2 separate regions of the Mus musculus genome follow, and region 2 is linked to region 1. The links are chromatin loops, found by intact Hi-C in ENCODE. Cell type or tissue: gastrocnemius. All regions are shown on one strand. Each heading gives the region's core, and the rest is flanking DNA. Links, peaks and the distances in the headings are about the cores only.

What was found. A loop is a pair of places that touch in the nucleus more often than their neighbours do. Peaks named below come from ENCODE experiments on the same cell type or tissue, not always from the same donor. Only the 100,000 strongest peaks of a DNase experiment are listed, where the experiment ranks them.
Region 2: a loop joins it to region 1, with 2.3 times the contacts of the local background. A loop is called at or near these places in 4 of 42 quality-filtered maps.

The regions. Positions count from the first base shown.
Region 1 is chr1:120,229,074-120,234,453 of GRCm38, reverse strand. Steap3 (STEAP family member 3) reads left to right here. Exons shown (of 5, transcript NM_001379355.1): 4 at 48-212. Among named protein-coding and RNA genes, the nearest start is that of Steap3, 27 kb to the left of the region's middle. In gastrocnemius, for the core only: a CTCF peak has its summit at 2,948 (motif pointing left); a DNase peak (open chromatin) is centred at 2,938; H3K27ac peaks cover 3,427 bases.
Region 2 is chr1:120,280,543-120,285,922 of GRCm38, reverse strand. No RefSeq gene overlaps it. Among named protein-coding and RNA genes, the nearest start is that of Steap3, 24 kb to the right of the region's middle. In gastrocnemius, for the core only: no CTCF peak of the experiment used is centred there; no DNase peak of the experiment used is centred there.

The DNA of each region.
Region 1 (5,380 bases), core at 70-5,069:
TAGGGTGCCAGCCTCGGCTACAGCGGTCATGGTTTTTCTCTTGTCAGGTCCTGGCCAACAAGAGCCGCCTCTGGGCTGAGGAAGAAGTCTGGAGGATGGAGATATACCTGTCCCTGGGTGTGCTGGCCCTGGGCATGTTGTCGCTGCTGGCTGTCACCTCGCTCCCGTCCATTGCTAATTCCCTCAACTGGAAGGAGTTCAGCTTCGTGCAGGTAACGCAGATTCCCCTTGAGAGCCATCTGCAGCTTGGCTCCTGGACATAGGCAGGCCACCAGGTCGGGTGCTGAGAACTCCCCACCTTACAGGGTCTCCCTAGTCATAGGCAGGGCACTGGGTCAGGTGCTGAGCACTCTTCACTTTGCAGGCTCTCCCAGCCTCCTGATCCTGCTTCAACTTGCTCAGGACAAGTTCATCTTTCTGACCCTGGGAAGTCTGTCACATAGAGGTTCTGACAAGAATGGAGGACAGAGCATGGAACCAGGGCTGAACTTACTCAGGGGACATGCTGCTTCCATACAGTCATTGCAGAATCCTGGTGTACGTGGGAAGCAGTGAGCTGTGACTTAGCTTGGTAACTCTGCCAGCACACACCCTCAACTCAACGTGTACCCCGTCCCTATGTGGGGCAGGTGGTAACTAAGTGTGAGGCTTGCTGGGTGATGGGATCAAGCAGTGTTTCCTAAATGGCGCTGTTTCTTGGGCAGATCCAGAGAAAAAAGAATGAGGACCAGGGTGGCACTTACAGGTAGAGTACTTGCCAAGCATGTGCAAGGCTCATGCTTCAATCTCTGCAATAGATAGATAGATAGATAGATAGATAGATAGATAGATAGACAGACAGACTAAATAGGTGATAGACTAGATAGGTAAATATGTAAATAGATAGGATGGATGGATGGATAGATAGATAGATAGATAGATAGATAGATAGATAGATAGATAGATAGATAGATAGATAGATAGATAATAGATAAATAGGTGATAGATAGATAATAGATAGGTGAAAGATAGATAATAGATAAATAGGTGATAGATAGATAATAGATAGGTGAAAGATAGATAATAGATAAATAGGTGATAGATAGATAGATAGATAGATAGATAGATAGATAATAGGTAATAGATAGATAGATAGATAGATAGATAATAGATAAATAGGTGATAGATAGATAGATAGATAGATAGATAGATAGATAGATAGATAATGAGTGGGTCCATGTTGGTACAGATGTATGAATGAATAGCAGACATATAGATGAATGAGTGCATGTATGAATTGATGGTGATAGGTAAACAGACAGATGGACAGACAGACAAATGATAGTCCTCCAATAGATTATGGATTTACTTGCCCTAAGAGAGTCATGGAATACATTGACACAGTGGAGACTCTAGTGTAGTTTATACACACAGACTTCTGATAGCCAGGTATCTATGAACACTGTCATGTTGATTCTGTCTCTCAGCTGACAGCTGCCAACACTCAGGGAGCCAATGCTGCTGGGAAAGGGTCTCCTTTGCATTCCTCGAGGCAGTGGCCACTCTGAGCACGCACCGCACACCAGGCGGCACTCTAGGCCCAGGATGCAGTTGGGATCAAGGTGACAGAGCTTGTAAGAGGCACACCACCCACCTGGGGACTTGTCTCAAATTCCCTGGGCACCTCCCGCTATTTTTTATGAAGCCCAGGAGGGTCAGAACCTGCAGATCAACTCATCCCTCCGGGGGATGGAGGCTGGCTCATCCTGGCTCCTGCCAGTTGTATCAGGGCAGAGCACAGCCTCATACCCATCCCCACTGTCAACCAAAACCTGTCGTAGCTTCTCTGTTCATCAAAAACTCAAAGGGACAGTGACAGAATACTGCTCTTATGTAATCCAAATTAATTCTTTGTGACTAGGGACCCTTAGTGTACCTTAGAACCAAACAGTTGTGGTTGGTTTTTAAAGCATGGCTGTGAATTTCAAGGGCTCTGCTTCTCCCAGAAGGCCCCTGGAGGAGGGCTCAGGGCTGACGCACGCTGGCCTAAGAGGGTGGGGAGGAAAGGACTTTTCTTGATCTGGGACTAATCCCTGTTTGTCTCATACCCAAATCTTGGATTTTTCTCTTCCCGCCTCAAGTATCCCGGGTATGTGGTTTGGTCACAATTAAAACAGGCTGTGGGTCGCTTCCCTTTCCAGAAAGTTCTTTCCTTAAGCAGCTGTAGATTACATGCTCCAGCTCTGGCTGCTGCAGGAAGCCTTTGGATTTGATTTTGTTAGCAGAAGCCGGCTAGGGCTCCAGAAGTCACGCTTTGCTTTACATATTGAAGAGAGTGAAGCGAGGGTTTCGTTTGTGGGTGTCTGACGCCTGTGCTCTAGCCTCAGATACCTCAGCCCCCTCTCCTGAGGGCCCTAGTATGGAGGAGGGTCTGCCAGGGCGCCCTGAGGCCAGTTCCAGCACCACCTGCTCTGTGCATGTGGGCAGACCATGCCCATGCCCCTGCCCCCAACCCTCAATTTACACTCCTGAAAAATGAAATTAATGTTGTAAGAGAAATGTTTGTGAGGCAGGTGAGAGGAGAAGGGAAAGCACCTTGCTCCTCTTCTTGGGGTGTCTGGCCACGCCCCTACTATCTCTGAAAAGCATCGGCCATCGGTTTCTTCTGGGGACAGGGTCTCACTGCACTCTTGGGCTCCAAGATCCTTTTCTCTTGGACTACAGGTGCATGCTACAGACCTGACTCCCAACTGCTACTGTCTCTGTCTCTCACTGTGTTATGCCTGGCTGTCCACTGGGCATGTGAAATACGTCATAAACTTTATTGTCAGCCACCATCTGGGGAAGGCTCTAAAGCCACAAAGAACTTCGGGAGAGATACAGATATCAGGCTTCCTGCTCAGATAAAATGCTCAGGGACAGCCTGGAAGTCTAGGTGACCCGTAAGCGTGCATGCTGCCCTCCAGTGGCAGGAACACAGGATCAGCTCCAAAGCACCCATTGGCCTCCCTGGTTCACCAGATAAACTTTATCTCCATGTTCTGGAGCTTCTGTCTCATCGCTTGTCCCTGTCCCCACCCAGGACTATGAGTGGACACACGTAAAAGGCAGGCTTTCTGTACCCAATAACAGATGGGAGGTTTTCAAGGGAAGAGCTGGCCTTCTTGACTCCTGTCAAGTTCACGTGCAGTGAGGAGCTATCGGATTTAGAAACCTATTGGTGTTCCAAAGACCCTGGGCCAATCCCTGGGCCGGGAATGCTTTGTTTAGCTGATCTGAGAGCCACTGAAATATTGATCCCATTAAAAGATCCCATATGCCTGCATTTAACCTTCTGTTTCCAAAGTGATTCAGGTGTTGTTTTGTTATGTTTAGTTTAGTTTGGTTTGGTCCGATTTGGTTTGGTCTTATTTTGTTTGTTTCATTTTGGTTTGGTTTGGTTTGGTTTGGTTTGGTTTGGTTTGGTTTGGTTTGGTTTGGTTTGGTTTCAGTTCAGTTTGGGGGACAGAGTCTCATTTAGTCCAGGCTAGCCTCAAACTTGAGCTATGTAGTAAAGAAAACCATTGAATGAGTGCCTGACCCTTCTGCCTCAGCTCCCAAGTGCTGGGATTAGGCATGGGCCATCACATGCATTTCTGTGGTACTGCGATGACATCGGGCCTTTGCGCATGTTAGGCAAGTGTCTGATAGCTGATTTAGACCCGCAACTCCTCCCTTTGCTTGTTTCTTTTTCGAGACAGGATCCCATGAATCCCAGGCTAGCCTTAAACTGGCTATCTATATAGCTGAGGATGGCCTTGAACTTCTGGTCCTCCTGCTTCTGTCACCCAAATGATAAGATTACAGGTGTGCACCACCATGCCCTGTTTATGAGGCACTGGGGATAGATCCCAGGAACTTGTACATGCCAGGCAAGCAGTCTGCTCCTGAGTTATATGCCCAGCCCTCCAGAGCGCTTTTCAAAGTTTTTGGTTTGTGTTTCTTTTTGTTGGGGGTGGGGTGGGGTGGTGTTTGTTTTTATCTAGCATCAGCTGTATTGGACTCTCCCTATCAGTTAAATTCTATATCACTGTAAAGTGTCCAGGAGGACGTAATACAACTGAGCAGAAACCAGGGTGTAGCCCTGAAACCCCAAGTTCTGTCCCTGAGTTATAGGCGATTCCTCTGACCTTGCTTGATGCAGCCACCGCCTGAAATAATGACAAGGACCAGCCTGACCCTGACTTGGTGAGCGATGGCCAAAGCCCCTTCATGCTGTAGTAATTGAGTGCCAGCAGGACCCACGGCTAACAAGCTTCTGTGTAATAAAAATGGCCCTAGCTTGGTGTGCGTGTCTGGGGCTGGGGTTATTAATGGCTTCTTGACAAGACTTTTCCTTCTAATTTCCTTTGGTCCTCTAGAAATTTTAAAAACTGTTCCCAAGGACAGAGAGAATTTTAAAGAAAACAAATTCTCTGAAAACATCCAGGCTTCCCAGCAGGGTTGGAAAATCAAAAAGCTTTCTGGCTGTCGGCCCTGGCTAGAAACTACTGGCCCAAAGTTAGGATTCCTGCCACGTGTATCATGGAACTAACTCAGAAAACAAAAGGAGTGATATAGGAGATGCTAGATGTAGCTGCTGGACCCTGGGCAGGTCTCCATGCTGGGCCAGCATGCTTGTCCCTCAGTGCTTAAGACACTGACCCACGTGGGTCAAACACAGGGTGTATCCCTGGGAGAGATACCCGACCTCCTGTGAGGCCACATCCTAGGCCTGAGTGAGTTCTTATTGCTGCTTCATCGGACCATGCAGGAGACACTGCCCCTGCGTGCAGCCAGTGGTTCAGGATCTGAAGAGGGGCTGGAGCTGGGCCCTCACCCTGGGGCCCTGCGTGGGCTCCTCAACCTCCAGCTAGAAGGGTGTGGGTGCGAGGGTTTCCAAAATTAGTGGCTTAGTCCTGGTGACACATTTGTATCATCTGCTGAACTCTGAAAAAAAAAACAACAGATGACTGCGCTCCACCCTAAACCAGTTGAATCTGAATTTCTGAGGGTGGGGCTGACTCCTGTTTCCACTAAGCTTCCCAGGTGACATTAATGTGCAGCATCGGTTCGAAACCAGCCTCTGATTGACTGATTTTTCAGAAATAAAATCAGATGGAGAGAGGCAGGGGGTCTTATTGTATTTGGGTTTTTTTAGGGGGGGGCTTTTCTAGACATGGTTTCTCTGACTTGGAACTCGAAATGTAGACCAGGCTGGCCACCTGAGTTCTAGGATTAAAGGCATATGCCTGGCTGCATTTGGGAATTTTATTTGAACTTTTAAAAATGTAGTGGGAGGAGATCTAGGAAGATGGTTAAAATGCTTGCTACACACATACCTTGAGGATTAGAGTTTTGGTTTCCACAACCCACATAATGC
Region 2 (5,380 bases), core at 327-5,326, 51 kb before region 1:
CTGTACAGCTACAATGTACTTATATACTTAAAATAAATAAATAAATCAAGAAGAAGAAGAAGAAGAAGAAGAAGAAGAAGAAGAAGAAGAAGAAGAAGAAGAAGAAGAAGAAGAAGAAGAAAAGCTCAAATCCTAAAGCCCTTGCACACAACTATTACCTTAGCTAACACAGCCACCAGAACTGTCCCAAATCCAAGGCCAAAGCTCTCTAAGTCCCCACCTTCCTTAAGTAAGTTTTGACCCCTATAAAGATTGCCTTTCCCTGTCTCATACTTGATGACCTCCTGGCTTTTTTTCTCTACTAGTAGAGAGATGTATGGACATATAGATGGACAGACAGGTAGGTAAATGGACAAGTGAATAGACAGTTGGATGGATGCAGGCATGAGTATATAATCAGGGAGATGGATGGAGATGGATGGATGGATGGATGGATGGATAAATGGATGGATGGATAAATGGATGGATGGATAAATGGATGGATGGATGGTTGTAAGCATGAATGGACAGGTAGGTGGTTGGTTAGATAGAGGGAGGAGAGATGTGTGTGTGTGATGGACAGATAAATGGATGGTTGGGTGGATGGATGGATGGATGGATGGATACTTTCATGCATGCATGGATGGTTGGATGCATGGGAAAGTATATGGTAGTTGGATGGAAGGAGGTTGGACAGACAGATGGATGGATAGATCGATGGACAGACAGGTTAATGATAGACACATACGGTTAGTAGCAAGTGAAGGAATGCATACCTCAGAGTGATCTATTTGGGCCACTGCCATTTCCTGTTGGCTGAGCAATGAAAATACCACAGGGCCAATCAGCTCCAAATGCGAGAGTGTACATAGCCAGAGGGAAGCTCCTGTGTGCCCCCTTCACCCTGACAGTTGTCATCCTGAAGGCTAACAAGCCTTTGAGGCCAATTCTGTCATCAGAAAGGAAAAGCCCTGGCATAATATTTTGTATTCAGGAAATTAACATTTCTAGCACAATTAAAGAACTAAGAAAAAAGCTTTAGAGCCACTGGGCAGGTCCCTCTCCGTGGGCTCTGAGGAAAGCAGGCACCAGCTACTGGGCAGTGCCTTCTCTGTGGGCTCTGAAAAAACACAGGCACACTTAGGGCACTTCTCCTACCCCACCCCACCCCATTACAAATACCCCTACATGGGACAAAGGACTCCGGGCAGTTGCAGGAAGGCCAGAGGATGCAGAAAACACAAGAGGATGCTCTTGCATTTCAGAATGTGCCTTGGGGAGTGTGGGGGAGATTTGAGAAGGCTCTGCTTTGCCTGGGCAAAGTGTCTGGGCAGCAGGCAGTGTCCCATGATCAGATAGGCAGATGCTCTAGCCAAGGACAGAGGTAGAAATGAAAGGTGACATTTGCTGTCCACATAGGGAGGCCACAGTGTCCTGCTAGGCAGTCTCCAACCCATGACCTGGCTGCCTGTGGCTCCTGCCTGTCTCCCCTCAGCCTCCCTAGATTCTGTGAGAAGCCCTATCTCACGCCAGTTCATCAGAGTCCCCATCTGTGTGAATGGAACTCTGATGATTTTTAAAGGAAAACATGCTAACAGATTGCAGTGTGGGACAACTGAGATTTTAGGTTACTTAAATACACATGCACAAGCACACTTGCACAAGTGCACAACATACACACACACACACACACACACACACACACATACATACATACAAACACACAGAGAGACATACACCCATCCTGCACCCTGGGATTCAGAAGAAAGCATGGTTCTGACATAAAGGACCACACCTTTGTCCTGATGCTCTCCTCCCAGCATTGGGTGAGTGTCTGACTCTTTCATTTACTTGTGAGTATTTGGGAGAGATCTGCATTTTTTTTCTCCTCCATTTCATCTTTAAGATAGAAAGTTAGAGCCAGGCACAGTGGCACAGACCTGTCTTCACACAGCCCCAAACCCCACATGCCCTCAGAAATCAGGCCAGACCTCCATATACTAGCTAGTTTTATCTCAACTAGACACAAGCTGTAGTCATCTGAGGGCCAGAGCCTGAGCTGAGAAAATGCCTCTGTAAGATCTGAGTGCAGGCAAGCCCATAGGGCATTTTCTTAATTAGTGGTTGATGGGGAGGGCCCAGGCTATTCTGGGTGAGTTCACCCTGAACTGATGATTCTGGATTCTATTAGAAAACAGGCTGAGCAAGCCAGTAAGCAACATCCCTCCATCCCTCCATCCCTCCATCCCTCCATCCCTCCATCCTTCCATCCCTCCATCCCTCCATCCTTCCATCCCTCCATCCCTCCATCCCTCCATCCTTCCATCCTTCCATCCCTCCATCCCTCCATCCCTCCATCCCTCCATGGCCTCTGCATCAGCTCCTGCCTCCAGGTTCCTGCCCTGTTTGAGTTCCTGCCCTGGCTTCCTTTGATGATCAACAGTGATATGGAAATTTGAGCCTAAACCCTTCCCTCTCCAAGATGCTTTTCTCACGGTGTTTTATTGCAGCTGTAGTAACCCTAACAAGATCACCTCCTCTGCTGCTCTATTCTCTGCCTGAGGCCAATGTAACAGTAAACAAACACGCTTCCTTAATCTCTGCAACCTACACTGTTCTACAGCTCTGAACACATGACCTGATGCCTCTGCCCCTAAATTGTCTGAACCACGGCCAGACTCTCAACCCCTAGGAAAAGGTAAAAAACAAAACAAAACAAAACAAAACAAAACAAAACAAAACAAAAACAAAAAACACCCCAATGATTCCCTCTCCGTCCCAACAGTTCAGGTCCCCCTCATTGAGTTCATGCCACAATTGCTTTTGCTCTTTCATAGGAAGTGAAGGTTGTTGGTGTTTTTATAACATCTATAACCTGTCTCATGTCTGTGCCACACTGCCTCTGCTGTGATGTACTGTCCTTCATAATGTTCCCCTACCTCAAGTCTCCATGGCCCTTATAGTTGTAAGGCAGCACCCTCACCTGTCTTTGAGACAGGGGCTTTCTACATAGCCCTGGCTGTCCTAGAACTGGCTATGTAGTCTATGCTGGCCTCAAAGTCATTGAGATCCAACTGCCTTTGTCTCCTCAATGCTGGGATTAAAGGTATGCACCACTAAGTTTGGCAGATCCTCCCTCTCTTAATGAAGGCTATTTTGTGAATGGTGTCACTCTGTCTTCCTTACCACTGGATGTGTACTAATGGTTCTGTAGCCCGTATACTGAGTCCAAGCCTTCCACCAAGAATCTCTGAGCAAAGCTGGGTGGGGTTACACGTATGAGAAAGCAGGCTCAGAGAGAGAAATGATGAGATGTCCAAGGTTGATGACATAGAACTGCAGCTGGACATGGCGGTGCATGGTGATAATCCATGCAGCATGTGGATGAGGCAGGGGGATTGTTAAAATCAATTTCAGCATGGGTTATACAGTGAGTTTGAGACAAACCTGGATTACATAGCAAGTCTCTGTCAAATAAAGAAATGAAAGAAAGGAAGAAAGGAAGAAAGGAAGAAAGGAAGAGAGAAAGAAAGAAAGAAAGAAAGAAAGAAAGAAAGAAAGAAAGAAAGAAAGAAAGAAAGAAAGAAAGAAAGAAAGAAAGAAAGGAAGGAAGGAAGGAAGGAAGGAAGGAAGGAAGAGGAAATTATATTTAAAAGGGAAAGAAATAAAAAATTTTGAAACGAAAACTGGAAGTTCATGAAAGGAGAGGGAAGACACATGTCCTGTTGTTGAGAGACTCTCCTATAGCGTTAATACCTTCTGCATTTCAGCATTTATATGAAATACATATGTGTACTAATAATAACAATGATGATGATAATGATGATGATGATAATGATGATGGTGGCAGTAGTGCTGCTGGGTTTGTGGCTCAATTGGTAGAGTGCATGTTGAAAGTCTTAGGTTCTATCCACAGCACCAATAAATCTGAGTATGGGGTACAAATTCACAATACCAGCATCAAGGAGGTGGATGCAAGAGGATCAGAAGTTCAAGATCATTATTGGCTACATAACAAATCCAAAGCCAGACTGGGCTAAAGAGATCCTGTTTCAAAATACTGATGATGAGGATAAGGAAGATGATAATAATAATGATGGTGATCATGATGATGGTGGTGGTGGTAATAGTGATGGTAATAGGAGGAAGAGAAGGAGGGAGGGGGGAGACAGACTAGGAAAGTACCTAGATCTTCTTAGATTCATCAACAATGATGAGGACTCACCCCTGGGATAGTCAAGGTCTACCAAGTGCTTGTTGGAAGCCTGCCTTGCCCACTCTCACCCCTGCCCCATCCAGCACACCTTTTTAGGACCTAGTGGTGTCTCACTTACCACCTGGGCCATCTTCCCAATGGACTTAACCTTAAGCCCATGAATAAACAAACTCAATTCTTTCATCTCTAAGGGGAAAGGGTGGGCTAGAGTTAACAACCAGGTTGTAACTAAATTCTAAAGAGACAGTGTGCCCCTCCCTTTGACTGTCAGATGACTGAGACAATGATTTCAAGAAACTGGAACTCCCCCCCCCACCAACCCCCAGCATGGAGACTCACACTCAGAGGCAGGAAGCTGAAGCCCTGTGTCAGCCATGGGAGAGCATGTCTCCCAGAAAGAGACTCCACAAAGTTCTGACAACCTGTCAGAGTGCCTCCCTCACAGGAGAGACTGCAGCTGAGGTGATGGTGGGTCAGTCTGGGCACATTGTGGCCAGGACTGCTTAAGCAGGGTATGAATAACTCTTGCTCCCTATTTAAGCCTACATGCTATGTCAGCACTCTGAAGACAGGGCTGGGGGCAAGGCTCATTAGGTCTCTTTATTTGTTCTTCTTCCCTGGGTGGCCACATTGAACAAATTGCTTTTCTCTGCTTTTGACTGTTAGTTTTCTGTTTAATTCATCTGCTGAGGACTGGTAGCCAAGCCTCAGTCGCTAGGGCTAACAGGCACCAGGCTCTAACTGTAATAAGTCCAATAACAGGGGCCTTGAAATTCCTTCCAACTGGATGCGGTGGTCACGCTCAGAAACAAGTTTGGGATAATGAAGATAGAGAACCTCACTCCAGCTGAAGTGTCTCAACAAGCCAAAGCTTCATTCTTGACCAAGAAGGTGTGCTCACAGGGCAACCGTTGGGGACAGAAAATGCACTTTGCTTGGTGACTGTGTCTTTTTCCCTTTGGCCGAGGTCTGGCCTCACAGTCTTTCATTTCAGTTTTAAAAGAACTGGCAAAAAGGAAATGAAGGAAAGAAAAAGGGGGTCAGAATTCACTTAAATTCTGAGAATGCAAAAGGGCCTTTGTGTAAACTAAGGTTTTACTGGGGAGAAGAAATTAAATCATCTGCATTGGAAAACCAACCCTAAATCTGGACCACACCTTCTGGTGGCAGCCCATGCAGAAGAAG